Regions from separate parts of the Homo sapiens genome. Here region 1 is linked to region 2. Evidence: read pairs that join two places in POLR2A ChIA-PET (ENCODE). Cell type or tissue: CD4-positive, alpha-beta T cell. All regions are shown on one strand. Each heading gives the region's core, and the rest is flanking DNA. Links, peaks and the distances in the headings are about the cores only. Region 1 overlaps SRSF5 (serine and arginine rich splicing factor 5). Region 2 overlaps SUSD6 (sushi domain containing 6).

Evidence for each region. ChIA-PET counts read pairs that join two places held together with the same protein. Peaks named below come from ENCODE experiments on the same cell type or tissue, not always from the same donor. Only the 100,000 strongest peaks of a DNase experiment are listed, where the experiment ranks them.
Region 1: POLR2A ChIA-PET joins it to region 2 with 6 read pairs; 12 of 35 experiments call an interaction of 5 or more read pairs at or near these places.

The regions. Positions count from the first base shown.
Region 1 is chr14:69,770,148-69,775,519 of GRCh38, reverse strand. It overlaps SRSF5 (serine and arginine rich splicing factor 5), which reads right to left. Exons shown (of 8, transcript NM_001320214.2): 6 at 4,980-5,053; 7 at 4,415-4,525; 8 at 3,515-4,326. The coding sequence ends at 4,059. SLC10A1 (solute carrier family 10 member 1) reads left to right here. Exons shown (of 5, transcript NM_003049.4): 5 at 1-104. Among named protein-coding and RNA genes, the nearest start is that of SRSF5, 5.7 kb to the right of the region's middle. RefSeq lists an enhancer at 3,806-5,005. In CD4-positive, alpha-beta T cell, for the core only: no CTCF peak of the experiment used is centred there; DNase peaks (open chromatin) are centred at 1,693 and 2,799.
Region 2 is chr14:69,633,634-69,639,005 of GRCh38, reverse strand. The region is part of intron 1 of SUSD6 (sushi domain containing 6); the gene reads right to left. Among named protein-coding and RNA genes, the nearest start is that of SUSD6, 25 kb to the right of the region's middle. RefSeq lists enhancers at 736-1,248, 1,284-1,333. In CD4-positive, alpha-beta T cell, for the core only: no CTCF peak of the experiment used is centred there; a DNase peak (open chromatin) is centred at 3,387; H3K4me3 peaks cover 437 bases; H3K27ac peaks cover 3,270 bases.

The DNA.
Region 1 (5,372 bases), core at 212-5,211, 140 kb before region 2:
ACTGCCAAAATGAGTCGTTTCCCAATTCAAAGAAAAATGTTCAAATACCTAGAATTCACAAATTTCAAATTGTCTCTAATAAAATTTAAACATTTTGCATATCATATGTAAATAAGGATCAAGTAAATGATTAACAACTAATATTAACAATTACAAAAAGTCAATCATGCTTATTAGTTACTTGGGATTTTTATCATTTTGTATGGTCAGGTACAAATGAAACCAAGACAATATAGTTTTCGGGTATCAGTTTGGCAAATGTGCAGGACTAACAAGTACTCCCAACACCAAAACGAGAAACACAGATTTGGGTTACTAACATCCTCTTAAAAACGCAGATTTTTGACAAGGCTACCACCTATCATTTTTACTTATTATATCCATATATACCTACCTGTTCAAATTGTTTTCTCTATTATCTAACCAACATCATCTGCTAGGAGACTTGGTTACATACAAGTTATGTAAGAACACATTTGTTTAGCTTTTGAGGAAGACAGGGTTGGCCTCAAACCATTCTTAGAAAGGAATAAAGATGGCCGGATGCAGTAGTTCACACCTGTAATCCCAGCACTTTGGGAGGCCGAGTCGGGCAGATCATGAGGTCAAGTGATTGAGACCATCCTGGCCAAAATGGTGAAACCCCATCTCTACTAAAAATACAAAAATTAGCCAGGCATGGTGGCACACACCTGTAGTCCCAGCTACTCGGGAGGCTGAGGCAGGAGAATCACTTGAACCCCAGAAGCAGAGGTTGCAGTGAGCCGAGATAGCACCACCGCGCTCCATCCAACCTAGCAACAGAGCAAGACCCTGTCTAAAAAAAAAAAAAAAAAGCAAGGAATAAAGATGAAACTAATATAAACATAGAAAACAAAGGTTAAACCATGCCCTACAAAGGCAGGTCCTAAACCTTTCCTTAGGATTACATCCACACTCCTCATGGTATCTGAAGCCTGGTTTTGAGAGTCCCTTTTTGAGACATAATTGTTATCTCCCTGCCATTTTTTTCAAAAGAAGGAATTTATCGTACTCCCTAACACCTCTAAGATTAAAAGTAGCTTAATTCTTGGCTGGGCACAGTGGCTCACACCTGTAATCCCAACACTTTGGGAGGCCAAGGCAGGCAGATAGATTATTTGGAGTCAGGAGTTCAAGACCAGCTTGGCCAACATGGTCAAACCTCATCTCTAATAAAAATACAAAAATCAGCCAGACATGGTGGTGGGATATTCCAGCTCCTGGGAGGCTAAGACATTAGGATCACTTGAGCCTGGGAAGTGGAGGTTCCAGTGAGTCAAGACACCACCACTGCACTCCAGCCTGGGTGACCAAGCAAGACTCTATCCCAAGAAAAAAAAAGAAGACTGGCAGAGTGGCTCACGCCTGTAAACCAAGCACTTTGAGAGGTTGAGGTGGGTGTATCACTTGAGGTCAGGAGTTCGAGACCAGACTGGCTAACAGGTTAAAACCCCGTCTGTACTAAAAATACAAAAAAAAAAAAAAAATAGCTGGGCATGGGGATGGGCACCTGTAATCCCAGCTACCTGGGAGGCTGAGGCAAGAGAATCGCTTGAACCCAGGAGGCAGAGGCTGCAGTGAGCCAAGATCGCCCAAACTGGGCAACAGCAAGACTCCATCTCAAAAAAAAAAAAAAGTTTGTCTGATTGTCTAGGGGTAGAGGGGAAGAACATCAACATACTACCATACTGCACTGAGGAGCATGTTTTAAAAGCCCAAGGGTGAGAAGCTGCTTTTGATAGCAACTTCAGGCTAAGTACTGCCTTCAGAGACGCTAAGAAAATCTAGATTTAACCATTTATTAAAATAAACCTAGTTCTCTCAACTAATTCAACAGGTATACCAACTCCTAAACTCAGCCTCTTACTGCAATTAGCAGTTTTAAGCTTCCGTGGCCTGTTCTAGTCTTAGAAACAGCTGGGGAGTGGCCTTTTAAAAATTAAGGATACCAAAAACCTTTCAATTCTCCCAAATGGAGATTCCCACTTCCCAATCCGCATGCTTTCGGGAAGCTAAAAGCTACATTTTTCTAGTGCTTCTAATTCTGCCTTCTTCCAAATCCCTGAAAAGCTAGGGGCAAAAATCTTTACGTGAACAGTGACAGTGTGGTGTGGGGGTCTTAGGAATCAGACTTCCTAGATTTTAACACCAATCCATCCCTGTTCTTTGAAAAATTCCTGAATTCCCACCAGTAAAATGATGGTATTAGATTCAGTCAACACAGAGGTAATGGCACTTAAAACAGTGCCTGGCTATTACTATCAGATGCTATATAGATGTTATTCACTGGTTCCCAGTATTTATGTAGTCTAGCCCCCACAGAACTAAGAATATATCTAAGTGTCTTGAGACTCCTGTATTAACAAAGCTCATTTTCTACACATCTAAGACAGGGCTTGAAAGATCACATATAGAAGTCTAAGGTTAATGTGGATATAGGACCTTAGGCATTTTGCACTATTGTTTTCCCTTAAACATGTACTATCCCATACATATCTCAAGACAAAAAGTAGCATGTCAAAGCCCCTTAAGCATTCACGTTATCTGACCACCAAAACTGCATCACAACTGGATAAAGTGGTTCACACCTATAATCCCAGCACTTTGGGAGGCCAAGTTAGGAGAATCACTTGAGGCCAGTTCAAGACCAGTATGGGCAACATAGCAAGACCCTGTCTCTAGAAAAATAAAAAATTAGCCACACACAGTGGTGCACACCTATAGTCTTAACTACTCAGGAGGCAGAGGCGGGACAATTGTTTGAGCCCAGGAGGTTAAGGCTGCAGTGAGCAGTGATCACACCACCACATTCCAGCCTAGACAAACAGAACAAGATCCTGCCTCAAAAAAAAACAAAAACAAGGCCGGGCACAGTGGGTCATGCCTGTAATTCCAGTACTTTGGGAGGCCAGGCAGATGGATCACCTGAGGTTAGGAGTTCAAAACCAGCCTGGCCAACACGGTGAAACCCGTCTCTACTAAAAATAAAAATTAGCTGGGCATGGTGGCACATGCCTGTTATCTCTGCTACCTGGGAGGCTGAGGCAGGAGAATCGCTTGAACTTGGGAGGCAGAGGTTGCAGTGAGCCAAGATCGCACCATTGCACTCCAGCCCGGGCAACAAGAGCAAAACTCCATCTCAAAAACAAAACAAAAAAACCTGTCCTAATCTTTAAGGTAGGCAAGAAACACTGCTTCCCACACTATCCTCCTCTTGGCTCTGGAAGCTTAAGTAACCTGATGCCAATAAATTCAGGAGATAGAGAAAGAACTTTGGGGGACAGGGGGGCCACGGACACAAAACTCAACAATTGTGATTTTGGCATTCACTTACTTCTGTATCTTTTCACTAGCCTGGAGACGTCAAAAACATTATTTTTAAAGAGAGACCGTAACCAACTCCAGGATTCTGGATGTGTTCTGTGTTTTAAATCTACTGTATAAGGATGAGAAATAATCAGCATAGGACTTCTTCAGACAAACAGACAAAAAGTAGTTTTATAATATTTTATTATCAATAACAAACAGCTGCTCTAATGTGTCTGTCCAGCAGCTGTTAAAGAGTGGAGGACACCCTTGACCCTAACAAGGAAAACAAATTAAGCCTTTATGTACAAGCAAATTTAGAGCTCTTTTAAGTGTCCAAAGCTATTAATTAGTTTAATTAAGGCATTAAACTAATTCTGAATTAACATTTTTATAACCAAGAACTAAAATGTTCAAATTTTTTTCTAGTACAAAAAAATTAAATTTGCTTTAGTTATAAAAGAGCTCTGTCAATATACACAAACTATATACTTCAGACATTCACAAAAATGTGAGCAGAAGGCTTATCAAAAGACATTTAATACAATTAGTTTTCAACAACCCCTTGGTGGTCCACATCTACAAAGATATCCAGCCCAACCCAACCCCCCTTCCAAATCCCACCCCCACAGAAAAGCACATACTTACCAGAATTTTTAGCAAGTATGGTTTGGGAATTTTTGTGGTTTTTGTTTTTTAAAAAAAGGCCCCCAGGGCAAGTTATTTACAGTTTAATTGCCACTGTCAACTGATCTGGACCTTGATCGGGACCGGGACCTCTGGCGATCCACAGATGCTGGAGACTTAGATCTACTTGAAGAACCACGTTTCTGGCTCTTCTCAGGCACGGGAGACCTACTAACAGAACGGGACTTGCTCCGGCTCCGGCTCCTGCTCCTGCTTCTTGACCGGCTGTAAGATTTGCGACTACGGGAACGGGATCGGCTACGAGACCTAGAGGAACTTCTGGTCCGGGATCGAGACCTGCTTCTTGACCTACTATGAAAAATGAAAAGAAATCAGCCTAGATAAGACTCTACAACAAACCCATTAAATACAACTTTTGACTTTAAAAAATTAGAGATACCTGTGCCTTTTGCTGCCTTCAATTAATTTTATTTTTCTCCCATTTATTTCCTTTCCAGAAAGTTTTTCAATAGCATTCTTTAAGTCACCATAAGAGGCAAACTCAACCACCCTAAAATGGAAAACAGCCACTTTTAAAGTATATACATCCTGTAGTCTCACACATTGCACACAGCAGTCTAGGTAAGTCGTTTCTATGTTCACTTTTGCTATTGCTACTATTGAGTCTTATTTCTGGATAACACAGCATTAAAAGAGCAAAGTTTTGGCACTGTTATACTTTGAGCCAATTCATTGTTGAGGGGGTTCCCTATGCACCGTGGGATGCTTAGCAGGATGCCTAGCCCCTACTGACTACATGCCAACAGCATCCTCTCTCAACCAGTTGTGACAACCAAACTTGTCTCCAGACACTGCCAAAGGTGTGGGGGGGAGGAGGGAAGCAGCAAAATTGTCTCTGGAGAATCTCTGCATTCTAACATATTCAAATTTTAAGTCCTCAAAACTAAGTTCACAGTAAAATTTTCCGGATATTTTTAAAGACTTTCACAGTTTCCAGTACATACCCTTCATTTAATTTAGGTCGGTGTGCATCCGCAAACGTTACTTCCCCAGCTTGTCTCATGAAATCTTTGAGATCCTTAACACAAGATAATTGTGTTAAGCAAAGAAGAGGAAAGGGGACACACAAACAATCACATGATATAAAAAAAACAAGACTACTGAAAGAGAAGATGTTAGATAAAGTACAAACATGGCATTTACCACACTTGTATTCTATCAGAATTCAAAAATTATCTATGTCAGGGCACGGAATAAGCAAATAGCATATTGCTTTTAAGCAAAATGCTAAAAGAAATTCAGATTTTAACATTAAGGTAGTATTAGTCTATGCTGAGCTCAGTACAAAAGAAAAAAAAACAAACAAAAAAACAACAAAAAAGGAAACAGTACATATT
Region 2 (5,372 bases), core at 275-5,274:
CAAGGACCCAATCTTGTTGTGAGTAAGCACACACACCCTCTGAAGGGCTGTGGTTCTTATACCTTGGAAACCAAACTGGACCAAAGGAGCTCAGAGAAGCCAGCAGCTTAGATAAGAGGGGCCCGCCTAAAAGGCTCTGTAGACACTGGCTGAGAAGCCAGCCCAGGACCTTGGGTTTAAATTACGCAAGTCCTGACTAGCCCCTGTCTTGCCTTCCCTAGGTCAGTCTTTTAAATCAACTATTAAAAGGTGGAATAGGAAGGACACAGCCTTACTATTCAAAGTATGGTCCATTAACAGCAGCACTGGCAGCACCTGGGAGCTTGTTAGAAATGAAGAATTTCAGCCTTCATCCCAGATCTACTGAATCAGAATCTGCATTTTAGTAAGGTTCCCCAGGTGATTCATATGCATGTTAAAGTTTGGGGAAGTCCTGGTTAGGGTATGCTGCCCTTCCAGTCCCTGCTTTGTCACCTCTTCATTTGGTAAAGGTGGCTTTTAAGACTGTCCACAACCCTCATCCTTCAATCCCACACACACACAATTACACACACACACACACACACACACACACACACACACTCCCCACCCCACCCCAGTTCAGAACCTTCAAACTCACACCAAGAGTGATGGGGGTAGATTACTTCCTTTTTGCGTCTTTCTTAGGTCCTTACAAGGCCAGAAAGAGGCAAGGTTTGAAGCACAAGCTAAATTACAGTCCTTCCAAGTGAGTGATTCAGCCCATCCCTGCCATTCAAAGGCTCTCCAGGAGGAGGGACAGAAAACGGGGTGGTAAACAGAAAGGTATAAACTCTGATGGAAAGAGATTCATCATTTGCATCTGAACAGAGAATAACAAGGGTCCAAAGTTTCATTTCTAACATTTTTTGTTTTTGTTTCTGTTTTTTGCTGCTGCTGTCTTATGTAACATAAAGATTCTTGGAGGCATAGGCAAAAGGGCAAAGCACACACACAGAGTTAACAAAAACACAGCAAGAGTTCTCCTAGCAGAGTGGTGGGGGGCAGCAGCTGGAACAAAACCAAGACCTGGATGAAGCATAGCATAACTGAGCACTGGAAAAGAAGATAGAACGTGGGGAGAAGGGGGGCTGGACTCTGTCATGCAGTCAGTGCACTGAAGTGACTATGCTGCTGCCCCACACTCCCTCCCCTGCACAGGTCACTCACCCCTCTCACCCCACCCGCTGTCACAAGCAGCAGATGGCCCAGCCCTGGGCAGCTGGTCAGAGGACAGCAATCTGCACGTGCTTGCCTGCCCCTCCTCCAGGGCTGGAGATGAGGAGGACCAGGTCAAAGTCAATGCCCATCCCTGGTGGAAGCAATTCTTGCAAGAGTGTCCTGGGGGTGGGGATGGCAACATCACCCAATGCTTTGCCACAATGAGACACACTTCAAAAACAACTCAGCATTATCCAAGGCTCTCCAGCACCCACACACAGCTCAGAAAGAGAGAGCCTTAGGCAGGGTAAGGGTGGAGAGGGTCAGAGAACAGTTCCCAGAGCGCACTGGGGTATGCTGACCCTGGTTAGGGGGGGACATTCATTCCTTCAACATTTGCTGTGTATATACCACATCCCAGGCGCTGCACCAGCAATGAGGGATACAGTGGTGATAGCAGACAGTCTCTGCCCTCAAGAAGCTCAGGTAAGGTCAGGAAGAACAAGGAAACAGACGGTAATATGGTGCGGTAAGTACTGAGCACAGGGTGTAATGCCAGCACCAAGGAGAGGCACCCACACAAGTATGGGGCAAGCGGCAGTCTAAGCTGATACCTGGCTTTAGAAGGTATTAGCCAGACAGAGCAGAAAGAGGTGGGTACAGGGAGTGGTGGGGCATTCCAAGGAGAAGAAACACATCAAAAAGCTGGGAGGCAAAAGAGACCTGGGAACTGCAATCTGTGCTGTCCCAGCCTTTGCTAACTTTGGTCACCTAGACCAGGGGCAGACTCCCGGGTTTGTCACGGAATCCTAACACATTACTGCCTTAAGGAACTTTGGGATCATCTTATAAAATCCAATCTACCCATTTTAGGAGAGGAAAACTGAGGCCTATCAAATGATCATGACTTCTTGAGAGAATGGCTGAACCAGAACCCCATTCTCCTAACTCTCACCAAACAAAGTTTCCTCATATATCTCCCAATCAGAATCTGACCACTGACTGAGCCCTTCTGGACACAGAGCCAGGCCCAGAACTGTTCTCCACTAGGCTAGGTCTGTTCTGAGAACCCAAGGAATAGCTCTCGTCCAGGCCTCTGCCAGACTGGAGGTCCAGCAGCACTAGCCTCCAGGAACTCCAACAAGGTAGGAACAGCTCATGAGAAAAAAAGACTGGCTACCTGCCTCTTCTGGAAAGGAGGCAGAAAGCACACATGGCAGTACCGGAGATAGGCTCTGTGAGTGTATATTGGCAACAATGGGTTCCCCCAGGAAATGAAGAGTTGTTCTAAGAGCTGAAGGAAATTATCAGCCAACACAGAAAGAGGAGGCGAGTCTGAGGTACTGCCAAACCAGGCAGGCTTAATTAAGGCTCTCCCACCCTCTTCCTCAGGAAGCCAGTCCCTACCCCTGGCTGGTCACACTACCTTAACTGTGAGAAGCACTCATTTCAGGGAAGCTGAAGGCCTTCCTCTTGGTCTCACCTCAGGAGGTAAGCCATCAGCCAGGGGTCTGAGCCACTGGAATTTCAGGGCCTAGCTGCCCTTACTGTCACCTCCGTCTATGCCTTCAACAGCAACAGTACTTGCTCTATTGTGGTTCTATAGCCTGCCGCCCACTCCAGGCAGCAAGAGTGTGTGCAGAGTGGAAGAAAGCACTCATTAGCTTTGAGTGTAACCCTCTACAGAATCTAAATAGAAGGCACAGTTATTCAACTGCTAAGGCACAATTCCTCCTCTTCTCATAGTAAAACAAAGATGCATGTCCACACCCACTAGCTGACTAAAAACTGTGCAGAAAGAGAATAAGAGGCACTGGGGTTAAACCAACTTACTAAATTCATCTCAGTCCCTGGCAATCCTCAGTTCTATGACCCTGAAGCATAGGTGTGATGAAAACAGCCTAATAATCAGAAATCTTTCCTGTCCAAAATGCCCTCAGATGCTGTCCCTGACCACATGCTCAAGTGCAATCCCCAAAGGCTGGCCCTGGCCTTCAGGGCCAATGCCAGCCCAGGGCCCTAGACATGGATATAAAGGCCAAGAAAGTGGCCTGCCAGAAAAAGATTTACTCTAGGGCTGAAAAGCCACGTTTGGTCTCGTACAACAAAGGGGTTATAATGGGAACCCTGTGTTCTAAACTCCTTCACATCTGCCACAAGGAACCTCTGGGTGGAGGTGAAAATGTGTGTGTGTGTGTGTGTGTGTGTGTGTGTGTGTGTGTGTGTGTGTGGTGTGCCTTGGGTGGAGTGGGGGCAGAGGAGATGACTTCCTTCTCTTCCACCCAAAAAACAACTCTTTAGAATATGTCCTCCTGAAAGGCAAGTAAGTACAGTTCTGATTTCCAAACCTCACTGTTTGACAGAACTTGTTTTCTCTCCCTGCTTTTTAAAACAGATGAATGCTCCCCTAGGGGAAAAGCAGCTGTAAATATAGAAGAGGGTGGAAAAAGAATCCTGCTATGAGTTCCAGAGGAACTATTGTACTATTGTAAAAGGCCTTCTCAAAAGAAGCAATACACCCTATTCCAAAAAGAAAACACACAACTTCATCCAAAGTCTTTCTCTAAAGTGTACCTTTGGGCAGATGATTTCTTTACACTCCACAGCTGCTTCCTCCTCTACCTGACACTAAGGCCTTCACATATTAAGTGAGTTAGCAATTTTCTTCCTGGGAGCCTTAGAAAGAACTAGTCCACAACTCAGTCCACTGCTACTGAGTGTCCTCCATCATCATCAACATTATCATCATCTTCATCGTCGTCATCATCATCATCAAAGGACTTAATTCATTACCAAACTACTGCTGACATTTAAATAAACTTAAGCCATTATCTTTTTAGGCAAACTGAGGCCATAGTATTTACTAGCTGAGAATAGAATGGGAAGAGGGTATAAATCTGAAAAAGGTGGCCTGGCTTCTATATTTATTACTTTTCAAAAGCAACAGCATTTTTCAAAGGCTCAGGATTCTGTGAAATCACCCTCTAGCTTGTTATATCCCTTCATCCCAACAGTAGTGGGGATGCCACCCCAAAATCCATTTACCAGAAATAAAAGATGTAAAGACATGTTTTGGATAAAGTTTGTGAGAAAAAAATTCAAGCTGCTTCTATTTTCATACAAGCTACAATCACAAAGAGTTTTGCCTTTGCAACCACACTTCCTACCTAGAATTCCAGTAAATTTAGATGTGCCTCATAAATCTAAACTGTGTAACAGGGAATTTAGCTGGCTGAAACCGTCCTAGCCCACAGATGTTACCAACCTATTTCACAGTCCTAGGTGGATCTAAGAAATGAAAGGGAGATGGAGGGGAAAAGTTAGCATGATGCTTAAAGCCCTACCAAGTCAGAAGTGGAGGATACTGCTTTTAATTTCATGCAAGATTCTACTATTCAAAGAAAAAATGCAACATAAGCCTATAAACCACATCAGTGACATGACAAAGAAAATGTTTGTATTTGCAAAATACATTCAAATCCCCAAACTCCCCAGAAAAATCAATACAAGTGCCAATAATACAAATAAATCAAATCCTCAATCTGACAGGTCTGCTTACCATTGCTCCTAAGAGTTCATTCCCTGAAGCTATAAGCTTCCCTGTGGCCAGGCACCTTTCACACCCTCCTTCTGGGGTGATTCACCATGCAGAGAACCTGGATCAAACAGAGGCATCTGGCCTCACCATCATTCCCCAAGAACCCTAGTCAACTTCTAGGATAAGCACATTTTCCACATGAACCAGAGTTTCAAGAGAATCCCATGATAATACAAACTCTTGGGAGACAAGTCTGACCCTTCCTGACCTTTCCACTTTCTCTCAGGTCTTGGTCACCAGAGTCCTAAAACTGGATGGTCCCCAGCCTCCAGCTGCTGCTGTGCTCCAGGCCACCCAAAATCCTACTGGGAACTGCACTCCCAAAGTACTATCAGGTCGCCTTTCACCTCCAATGGTTCACATTTGTTTATTCCATGTATCATCATTTCCTGACAATCTTCTATATACAGCTTTAAAATGCAAAGAAGGCACAATCCCCAGCCTACCAAGAATTTCAGTGGAGTTGAGGAGGCTGCAAACCCAAACAGCAAACAATCAAAACACACAATAAGGCAATCATGTCTATTTCAGTATTCTACATGGGTGCAATAAAATGCTAACCAGTGAGATATGAATGATTAGAATATAAGGAAGA